2 separate regions of the Homo sapiens genome follow, and region 1 is linked to region 2. The links are chromatin loops, found by intact Hi-C in ENCODE. Cell type or tissue: PC-9. All regions are shown on one strand. Each heading gives the region's core, and the rest is flanking DNA. Links, peaks and the distances in the headings are about the cores only.

Region 1 (4,000 bases), core at 1-4,000, 580 kb before region 2:
ACTGGCCTCCCCACTGGATCAAAAATCCTTTCATTGAGTTTCATGCCACTGAGGTGGAATTTCTCTAGAACACAGCTCCAGCTTAGAGCCCAAGCTTCTCACCCTATTCCTTGGATGGTCACCTACTGGTTTTGCCGGCCTCATGTCCTCTCCCTTTTCTTCCAATAACACCACTCCAAATTGTCCTTTGGGATCAGCTTTCACTTCTTGGTCCCTAGAGCTCCAGTGGGGTTGATCGTGCACACACATGAACACACACACACAGACGCAGCTGAGCCTCGCCCATCGAGAGGCTGCCCTGCGGGTCTCAGTGACCAGGACGGGTAATCCGTATTGTTAGATGCAGGCTGTCTGTACTGATAAATGCAGGCAATCCACACTGGTCCATCAGAGGGAATTAGGGAATTTCTGCTGGGACTGTTGGAAAACAGAAACTAACACTAAGGATGTGAATCTGGAGTTGCTGGAAGCTTCCCTGGCACTTTATGGGGAGAGTGAGGGCATCCTTGAGAAATATGGAGCCAAGAGGAAGAAACAAAATCCAGGCACCTTGAGCCGGGCCTACACAGACACTAGCCTGGACTTCTCCGTTACTCAAGCTAATTAATAACCCCCTGCTTTCTCCCCAATTTTTATTTGTTGTTGAAACAGCCTCAGTCTGTCACCCAGGCTGGAGTGCAGTGGCGCAATCATGGCTCACTGCAACCTTAAACACCTGGGCTCGAGCAATCCTCACACCTCAGTGTCTCGAGGAGCTGGTCTACAGGCTTGCGCCACCATGCCCAGCTGATTATTATTTTTTTTGAGATGTACTCACCCAGGCTAGAGTACAGTGCCATGATCTTGGCCCACTGCAACCTCCGCCTGCCGGATTCAAGTGATTCTCGTGCCTCCCAAGTAGCTGGGATTACAGGCACATGTCACCATGCCTGGCTAAATTTGGTGTTTTTAGTAGAGACAGGGTTTCGCCATGTTGTCCAGGCTGGTCTCGAACTCCTGACCTCAGGTGATCCACCCACTTCGGCCTCCCAAAGTGCTGGGATTACAGGTGTGAGCCACTGCACCTGGCCACACACACACACACACACACACACACACACACACCTAGAAATAAATACATATAAATTTTTTTCTTTTTTTTAAATAGAGACGAGGTCTTGCTATATCATCCAAACTGGTCTTGAACTCCTGGGCTCAAGTTATGCACCCACCTTGGTCCCCCAAAGCACTGAGATTATAGGTGTGAACCACCACGCCCCAGCCTGAATTCTTTGAAATTAAGCTGCACCATCTTGGAGTCATGTCACATTGCTATTTGAGGGTAAAAGGATCCAAAGGCATCTAGAAAGGTTGAAGCTAATGGGTTGCTGCTCGGTGAGGGAAGGAGGGACAGCCTGCTCTGGAGACCATGACTGTAACTGCACCTGCTCTGGAAGGGGATTTGGAGGCCACAGTCAGATATGGCTGCTAAGAAAGCCAAGGAGCTGGGGGAAAGGCAGGATAGTAGGGGGTAACAGAGCTTCCCAGACACACCGAGTGGGTGCAGGTGCACTGTATGTGGTCTCTGGTAGACTGACTACCTTGGTCCTTCGGGGCTGGGGAGTGGCTGGTCACCTCCAGCCTAGTGTCCTCTTCCCTTCCTGCAGTGAGGGAAGTGCTACCATTCTTTGCATGTGCTATGATATGGGAAAGCTGGCAAGCAATGTCCTAGAGTGCCACCCTTAGTCACTCACTTCGGGGGCAGAACAGCATCTGCTCAAGGGTTAAAGGCCAAAGACTGCAACCAACGGGACTGTGCCAGAGACAATCCCAAACCCATCAACCTTCCCTTCAGCTGTGGCCGGCAGCACAGCTGGACAGCAGAGCCCCAGGGGAGGCAGAAATTTTGTGGTTGAAGAATGTTCCCAAAATGTGGTCCTTGGGAAACACCAAAGCAGAAGGAAGGCCCAGTTATGAGAACTTAGGCGGGCCAGTGGATGACTGAACCCCCGCTCTGCCCCACCCTCCTCTGGGGTGACAACAGAAACATTCCATGGCCCCAGCAGACACTGGGGTAACACTCCACGGCTGACCCTGGGGTAACACTTGTGGCCCCGGCTGACGCTCAGGTAACACTCTATGGCCCCAGCTGACTCTAGGGTAACACTCCGCGGCCCTGACTGATGTGTGGGTAACACTCCACAGCCCTGGTTGACACTGGGGTAACACTCCACGTCCCTGGTTGATGCTGGGGGTAACACTCCACAGCCCTGGATGACGCTGGAGTAACACTCCACGTCCCTGGATGACGCTGGAGTAACACTCCACAGCCCTGGTTGATGCTGGGGGTAACACTCCACAGCCCTGGATGGCGCTGGGGTAACACTCCACAGCCCTGGATGGCGCTGGGGTAACACTCCACAGCCCTGGATGGCGCTGGGGTAACACTCCACAGCCCTGGATGGCGCTGGGGTAATGCCCTACAGCCCTGGATGGCGCTGGGGTAACACTCCACAGCCCTGGCTGACCCTGTTGGTTGCTCCCCAGTAGCCATGCCCAGTCTTCCTTCCTACCAAAGCCTCGATTCTGTTCCAGCGGCAACACGCCCAGCCTCAGGGGATGAGTCAAGATTGGCCAAAGCCTCCTATGGCGATCGCATTACCCTTGCCAGTGAAGGGGATGGCGACCCTGTGACCTAGCTCTGGCTAGTGGCTGTAAGTCTGCCGAAAGGTGGGAAAGTTTTCCCCTGAATTGAAATTAAAGAGACAACCTCTCAAGAAGACCGCTCTCTTCCCTGCCCCCTTCCCTTCTACCCAGGCTACTCTTGGGTGAAGACATAGGTTCACAGCTGCAGCAGCCACCTTGTGACCATGAGGAAAGGACAAGAGAACGGCAGAGACTGAGTGGTACTCAGGTGTGGCCAAGTCGCTGACAGACCCAGGATGCGCTGACCGTCTTCCAAGCTTCTCCTGTAGTGTGTGCTAAGAAAGGACACTCAGATATTCTGTTACTTCCCATCAAAAGCATATTTACCATCCTGTACTTTTCCTGTCTGTTATCATATTTGCATACATGGGAGCTGTGACCACACTATCAGAGGAGAGGCAGTGGAAGAGGTTGGATGACAGAGCTGGTAAATGGTGGGACCAGGCCTCAAACTCTCTTCTGCTGATAGGAAACCTCAGGCATGGTCTGCTCTGCTCTGCCTCTGGTATAAATTCATTCAGCTTACAGATTCCCCAACCTCAGGGGCCATGCCTCAAATTTTCAAAGCCGATGTGGAAAAGTCCAATCCAAAATGACAAAATATGTCTGTGAAAGGAACGCCCCAATCCTTGGCTCATTCTAAACATGCTACTATTATTATAAAGCTCTCCCAAACTGTTGCAAGGAAAAAAAAAAAAGGACAAGAAAAGAGTGGAGAGAGAAAGTGAACATGCCAAGAAGTCATTGAAAGGAAACTTTTTTTTGTTGTTTTGGGAGCCAGGAAATGTCAAGGAAACAAATGTAGCTATGATTTACACTGCATCTCCAGTTGTGCCATGGAATTCAAAAATAGGCATCTTAATTAAAACTGACAGCAGAGAGCAGCCCTGACAAGTAGACAAACCACCAAAGAGGCTGAAAAATCTCCATTTGACTCTGGGTTGACAGTATTTAACCAATATACAGAGTTGATAAGAGAAAAGGAAAATGCGTAAACTTTACTCGAGTCTCTGGGCTTTTCTTGTTTTCAAACTGATTGGTCTGGACAATGGAAGGCCAACAGCCAACAATAAATCCATTGTAAGCTGGCATGGTCTCCTCTGAATACAACTAAATATTTCTTTAATCCTTGCATTACATTTTTTACTGTATTATGAAAGCCATGTATTCTAAAGTTTTAAGCTTTTATAACATTGTAACTATAGGTATAAGATGGGGGGATTGATTACTTAGGCAACCTATTTAAAGCACTTTAAGAGGAAAATATTAGATTTTTTTGCATGAATATTTTCACATCATAGTGAAGATACGATCG
Region 2 (5,804 bases), core at 1,112-5,111:
CCTCACCCCAAAGAGCTCACAGTTTTGGGAGGGTCCGTGGCAGGGGAGGCGGAAATTCCAGTGTGGTGTGCAAGGCCAGAGGAAGCAGATCACCTTATACGTTCCCCCCGTGTGAAGGTACTTGCAGAAACCAACACAATGGAGGAAAAGAAACAGCAACTGACATATTTGGTGGGTGCAAAAGTAATCGCAGTATTGCCATGAAAAGTAATGGCAAAGACTTTGGCATCAACCTAATAGAAAAACAGCCATATCAAGAACAAGGGCATACACAGATGATTCCCACAGGAACTATGCATGGGAAGCCCCCGGGAACCATCCCATTCCATTTTGTATCATGACGCACACCTGACAGCTAGGGTGGCCTCGGGACCGCTCGTCTTGCACACTCTCTCTGCACCATGACATCAGCAGGCACTCCCATTTAGACTTCAGGACTAAGAAGCCTGTCTTGGACAGGAAACTGAGACTCAGAGAAGTTAAGAAGCTTGCCCAGGTCATGAAACTAGGAAGTAGGAGAATTGAGATCGGATCCCAAGAAGGCTGAAACCAAAATCTAGATTCAACTCACTGCCCTAAACTTCCTCCTTAAATAAGACATACACAATATCATTTCAAAAGCAAGGCTTCTGTGAGCGGCACCCTTCCTTTTTTCCTCCACAATCCTCACAGCAGGCATTTTGGTTTCTGTTCTCACCATAGACTCCAAACACCGAAGTAGTTCCCTCCAAGAGAACCGAGAGCCCCTCTGAGTCCTGGGCATGTTCTTTTCCCCTTTAAGGATTTATCTGGCCATAAAATAGAGATGTGCATTCCTTGGAAGCTACGTATGCAGGTGTTTTTTCTCTTGCATAAATGTATCCACAAAGTAGAGCCACGTATTTCTCTTTGTGTCTATAAATAACAAAAAGTTGGCCGTGCGCGGTGGCTCACACCTGTAATCCCAGCACTTTGGGAGGCTGAGGCAGGTGGATCACCTGAGGTCAGGAGTTTGAGACCAGCCTGGCCAACATGGTGAAACCCTGTCTCTACTAAAAATGCAAAACTTAGTCTGGCTTGGTGGCGTAATCCCAGCAACCTGGGAGGCTGAGGAAGGAGAATCGCTTGAACCCGGGAGGTGGAGGTTGCAGTGAGCTGAGATCACGCCACTGCACTCCAGCCTAGGCGACAGAGTGAGACTCCGTCTCAAAACAAAACAAAACAAACAACAAAGGGTATTGTTAGCAAGCCAGTTAGTTCCAGAAGAAGGGAGCACAATTCAAGGCTAGGTAAGACAAGTCGTTCCCAGGGGTCCCAGTCAATGACTGACAAGATGGCAGACCAATTCCCAAGTCCCAAGCACAGAGTTAATTGTAAAGACTTTATTTCCTGCTCCTGGGAGATAAGATAACTCATTCTAACAAGGTTTCCATGAGTCCCGATGAAATAAGTCATAAATCAGAGTGTGATGTCCTGTGACTAAGACTTGTGGGACATTGGCATAGAAGTGGACAGACCAGAGGAAGCTGGAGGAGGGCAAGGGGAGGTGCACTTCCTGTTCCCATCATGACCAGGAAGAGCATGTGACTAGCTCTGGCCAATGAGCTGTGAGCAAAAGTGGGGCATGTCTCTTTTCGGTTGGAGCATCTAATTTCCCATTGAGACCCTTCAGAGAGCTCTCCTTTCTGGCACGAGATCTGGCAACATAAAGACAGTGGCTGCTCTGTCACCTAGGACCTGAGTGACGATGAGACCCGAATCCTCCGCCAACCCACATTGAACATACAGCGTGAGCAGGAAATCTTGGTCGTTTTAAGCCACTGGGATGCAAAGTGTGTTTGTTTCTGTAGCATAACCTCACCTACTATAATTGATACAGGAGGAAGGGAGTGGGTATCTGCATCACATCCAAGCCTGACCCCTGCAGCTCATCTCGAGTCCCTGCCAGGTAGTATCCGCCTCTGGGTAGCCTTGAGAGGTCACAGTTCTGAAGGAGGAATCGGGCGAAAGAATGTCCCTTCTCACTGTCTCCAGCTAGGGGGTGAGCTTGGGATGGCACAAGAAGGAAGGGAAACTCGGGGTGGATGTGATTCGGTGCTAGAGCGTGGGCCTTGTGGTTGGTTGTACTCGCTGAACTTAAGATTGGCAGCCCAGATATGGATGAGCCTGGGGGACCTTATGCTAAATGAAATAAGCCAGGCTCAGAAAGACAAATACTGCACGCTCTCACTCATACGTGGAAGCTAAAACAGTTGATGTCACAGAAATAGAGAGTAGTTCCTGGAGAGTGGGGGGCAGCGGGCTGGGGATTGCCAAGGCTGGTTAACATATCCAAAAGTGCGGCAAGATGGGGGAATAAGCGTTAGTGCCCTATAGTGCCGGAAAGCGCCTGGAATCCGTAAGAATGTATTGTGCATTTTCAAATAGCTAGAAGAGTGGACTTTGAATGTTCCCAACACAAAGAAATGATAATGTTTGAGGTGACAGATATGCTAATTACCCTGATGTAATCATTACACATTGCATACACGTGTCTAAATATCACACCCTACCCCAGAAATATGTACAATTATTACATGCCAATTAAAAATAACAGTAAGAGCAAAATCAAAAACCAAACAAGAATGACTTTTTAACATACATTTTTTAAAAATTGCCAGTCCAAATCCAAATCAGAGGGTCAGCACAAAGGTCACTAATAAGCGCTTTTGCTAGGGTGGTGGCAGGGCCCCTGCTGCAGTGTGAGTGTCTCCATCCAGGACACCCAGCACAGCTCGGTAGCCTTGCTGGGCTCCAGGGAAAGGGGCCTTGCTTCCTCCAGGGCACGTCTCCCAGCATCAGTGTCAAGGGAGTCCTGTCCAAGATGAACTCACCTGCCCTCAGGGTCCTAAGCCCCATGTAGTGGGACGGTCCCTTCCGATGCCCTGGTGGGTTGCGGTGACTTCTGCCTGCCCTTGTTTCCCTTTCGTGAAACTTCCCCTCCTTTAATCTGAGTCAGACCCCAGGCTTCAGGGGCAGGCAGGCCTGGCCAATCCCAGCACCACGCCTTCCTGGCCACCATGAAGGATCAGGGTGAACATACAACCAAAGCGGGCCAAGGAGTAGGCAAGGTGTGAGGTGGGGGGCCTGCAGCGGCTGGAGCCCCCCTGCACTACAGGAGACCCCCCACCAAGGATTAAAGGAGGATGAGACCACTGTCGAGCTAAGACTGGGGCTGCAGTCTCATCTGAAGGCTGTACCGGAGGCGGGTCAGCTCCCAGGCTCATTCAGGTGGTCACGGCGGGCCCCAGCTGAGCTGTTGCACACCATACCGTATGGGCCCCTCCTGGGGCCGTCACCCATGTCAGCTTTACCCCACACGGTCGCCCCTGCTCGAGGGACCCAAGAGACAACAAGAGAAGGCACCTCCCCTACAGAAGCCACAGTCTGCTTTTGATAGAATCTCAGTCCCGCCTACCGCAGGGCATGGACATTAAGAGACTGGGTCACTGGCGGCCATCACGAAGGCTGCCTGCCACTGACGGGTGTCATTTATGCCTGAAGAAGTTCCTCTCCTTGTGAAAGCCAATTCTGAGTTGTGCTCTTGTCACTTGCAGCGAAGAGAATCTGAGCCACGTGCTTCCTCCTTTGGGGGACCACAGGGACCCCAGTCAGGACACTCGCTGGCCCATGAAAGATGGCGTCTGATCTGGGGGCAGCTGATATGTTCTGGGGGCAGTTTATATGCTTCTCAGTGGGAGAAGGGCCCTGGCCAAGTCTTTGAGGAGGAGTCAAGAGTCCAGCCAGAAAGACATGCCCCAATATCAGGACCAGAGGCAGGAATGAGGCTAGTGTGTAGGACAGAGCTGCGGGAGGAGCCAGGCTGAGGCAGGCTGGGGGTGTGCAGGGAGGTCCGCTATCCTAGTGTGTGGGCTTGTGGGGAGTACCGGGAGGATGCTAGAAACCCAAGCGCCTACAGGAGCAAGGCAGGTGACAAGTCAATGAGGCAGGCTGGTTGCACGAAAAGTAAGTCCATCTTGTGTTTTCCCAGTTTTGAAGGAGAAAGGGTACAGAGGAATATTTCCCTATTAGAATAGAGTGGGGGTCGGTGATAAGGAGTGGCGAGGACTGTGGCAAACCCAGGTGCCCAGGCACAGCTGAAGGGAGCAACATCCGCCCAGTGCTGGCAGGAACAGAGGCCCAGAGCTGCTGGATCAGATTTCTCAGGTCAATCGTGAAATCTGGATTCTACAGACACCTACCTAATAGTAAACACTGGCTCAAATTGAAATCAGTTATGCAGACAAAACAACGCATCCTCCCCGTCACCACTTTATTCCAGAACCCTGGAATAAGAGCCCTGCAGTGGGCAGCCCCTTCTCCACGTCCTGCAGACTGGATCCACTCTGGCCGATCACCTCTCTCCTCCCAGATGCTGGCTTCTGTGGTTCAGCCTGGGTTCCCAGCCCGTCTTAGCAGCCAAAGTGATCTTGCTGCTGCGGCAAGACAATTTATTGAAATATTGATTTGTGTTTTTGTTCTTGCCTCGCTTTGTTCTCGGCCCAGTCCAAGAAGGCAGCCTGCCACTTTCGTTCTCCAACCCCAAGGAGGTTGTGCTGCAGGGTCCAGAGCTAAAGGGGTCTATGACCCCCTTCTGGCTTTGGGGTTCTGAGGAGACTCCCTGAGGAGGGGGCAGAGGGGAGGGCTGGGGTGCATGGGCACAGGGAGGGGAAGCTGCACTGGGGCCAGGGGAGCCCTGGGAGGCAGGACTTCAGGAGACATGAGAGTGTGCTAGACCCTGGGAGCCTGGGTCCCAGCAGGGGGTACCCCAAGAAGTAGAGGAGAGGGTTACCTCAGTGTCCGGGCACCCCAGGACTCAACCTGCCACTGGGAGCTTAACTGACAAGCCACAGAGCTGCTTGTGCTTCCTCTCTCTCTCTGCCAACGTCCCAACATCTCCAAGGTCCCAGCCTATCTCTGACGGGCACAGAGGAGCCCAGGGGCAGAGATCTTGTCCTTGCTGGGTCTGGAGCATTCAAGGGCTATGGGGTACCCATGAGGCCCAGACATTGACCTTGTGCCCAGAGGCCAGGGCAAGGTCTGTGTGCATTCTTAAAACAGCCCTTTGGGTCAGTGAGGAAGGAGTGGGGATAGAAGGGGACAGTGTGGCACTGAGATGCATGCAGGTGTGGCTGGTGCCACGTCAGGAGGGTCAGGACCTGGTGGCAGGAGCTGAGAGGCATCAGGGCTGCAGGGCGGGAGCAATGAGGCAGAGACGGCACCAGTGTCTGGCTTTGGGGATTGGTAGCAAGGCAGAAGAGGCGGCGCGGGAAGGGGACGGCAAGTGCCAGAGGAAGAGCGTGGGGTCCGCAGTGCAGGAAACATGGTCACGGCAATGTCTTTCCTGGCCAGCTTGCTCGTTGGGAAGAGCTGGGCTGTTTTGCTTTGGGAGCTCTCCCACTTCTGGGGGTGCAGCCCTTGTGGGTGATCAGTCCCAAGCCGTAGCTGGGACCCATGTTAGGCCCATGGAGCACAGGTTCGAAAGGACTGAAAACTGGCTGAAGTGGGTTTGCCTGGTGGCAGCACCCAAAACAACCATCCGCAAACTCAGGCTCATGCACCCCAGAGCCCCCTTTCCTCCACCCACTCCTCCCACTCCATGAGAGCTACAGGCAGCCTTGGGTTCTGCATGCCTCTAAGGACTCCTCACAGAAAGAAACTGATGTCCAGGCAGAGACATCGGGGCAGCTGGACAGGTCTGCGGCCCAGGAGGGAAGTCTGGGCTGGCCGTGGACAGGGCAAGGCCCTCGCTACTGGAGGCAGTCGGAACCCAAGGGAAGAGCCAA

What was found. A loop is a pair of places that touch in the nucleus more often than their neighbours do. Peaks named below come from ENCODE experiments on the same cell type or tissue, not always from the same donor. Only the 100,000 strongest peaks of a DNase experiment are listed, where the experiment ranks them.
Region 1: a loop joins it to region 2, with 10 times the contacts of the local background. A loop is called at or near these places in 1 of 110 quality-filtered maps.

Annotation. Positions count from the first base shown.
Region 1 is chr5:178,583,240-178,587,239 of GRCh38, forward strand. All of the region lies in intron 1 of COL23A1 (collagen type XXIII alpha 1 chain), which reads right to left. Among named protein-coding and RNA genes, the nearest start is that of COL23A1, 5.2 kb to the right of the region's middle. In PC-9, for the core only: no CTCF peak of the experiment used is centred there; a DNase peak (open chromatin) is centred at 2,462; H3K27me3 peaks cover 2,839 bases.
Region 2 is chr5:179,159,264-179,165,067 of GRCh38, forward strand. The region is part of intron 5 of ADAMTS2 (ADAM metallopeptidase with thrombospondin type 1 motif 2); the gene reads right to left. Among named protein-coding and RNA genes, the nearest start is that of ZNF354C, 100 kb to the left of the region's middle. In PC-9, for the core only: no CTCF peak of the experiment used is centred there; no DNase peak of the experiment used is centred there; H3K27me3 peaks cover 4,000 bases.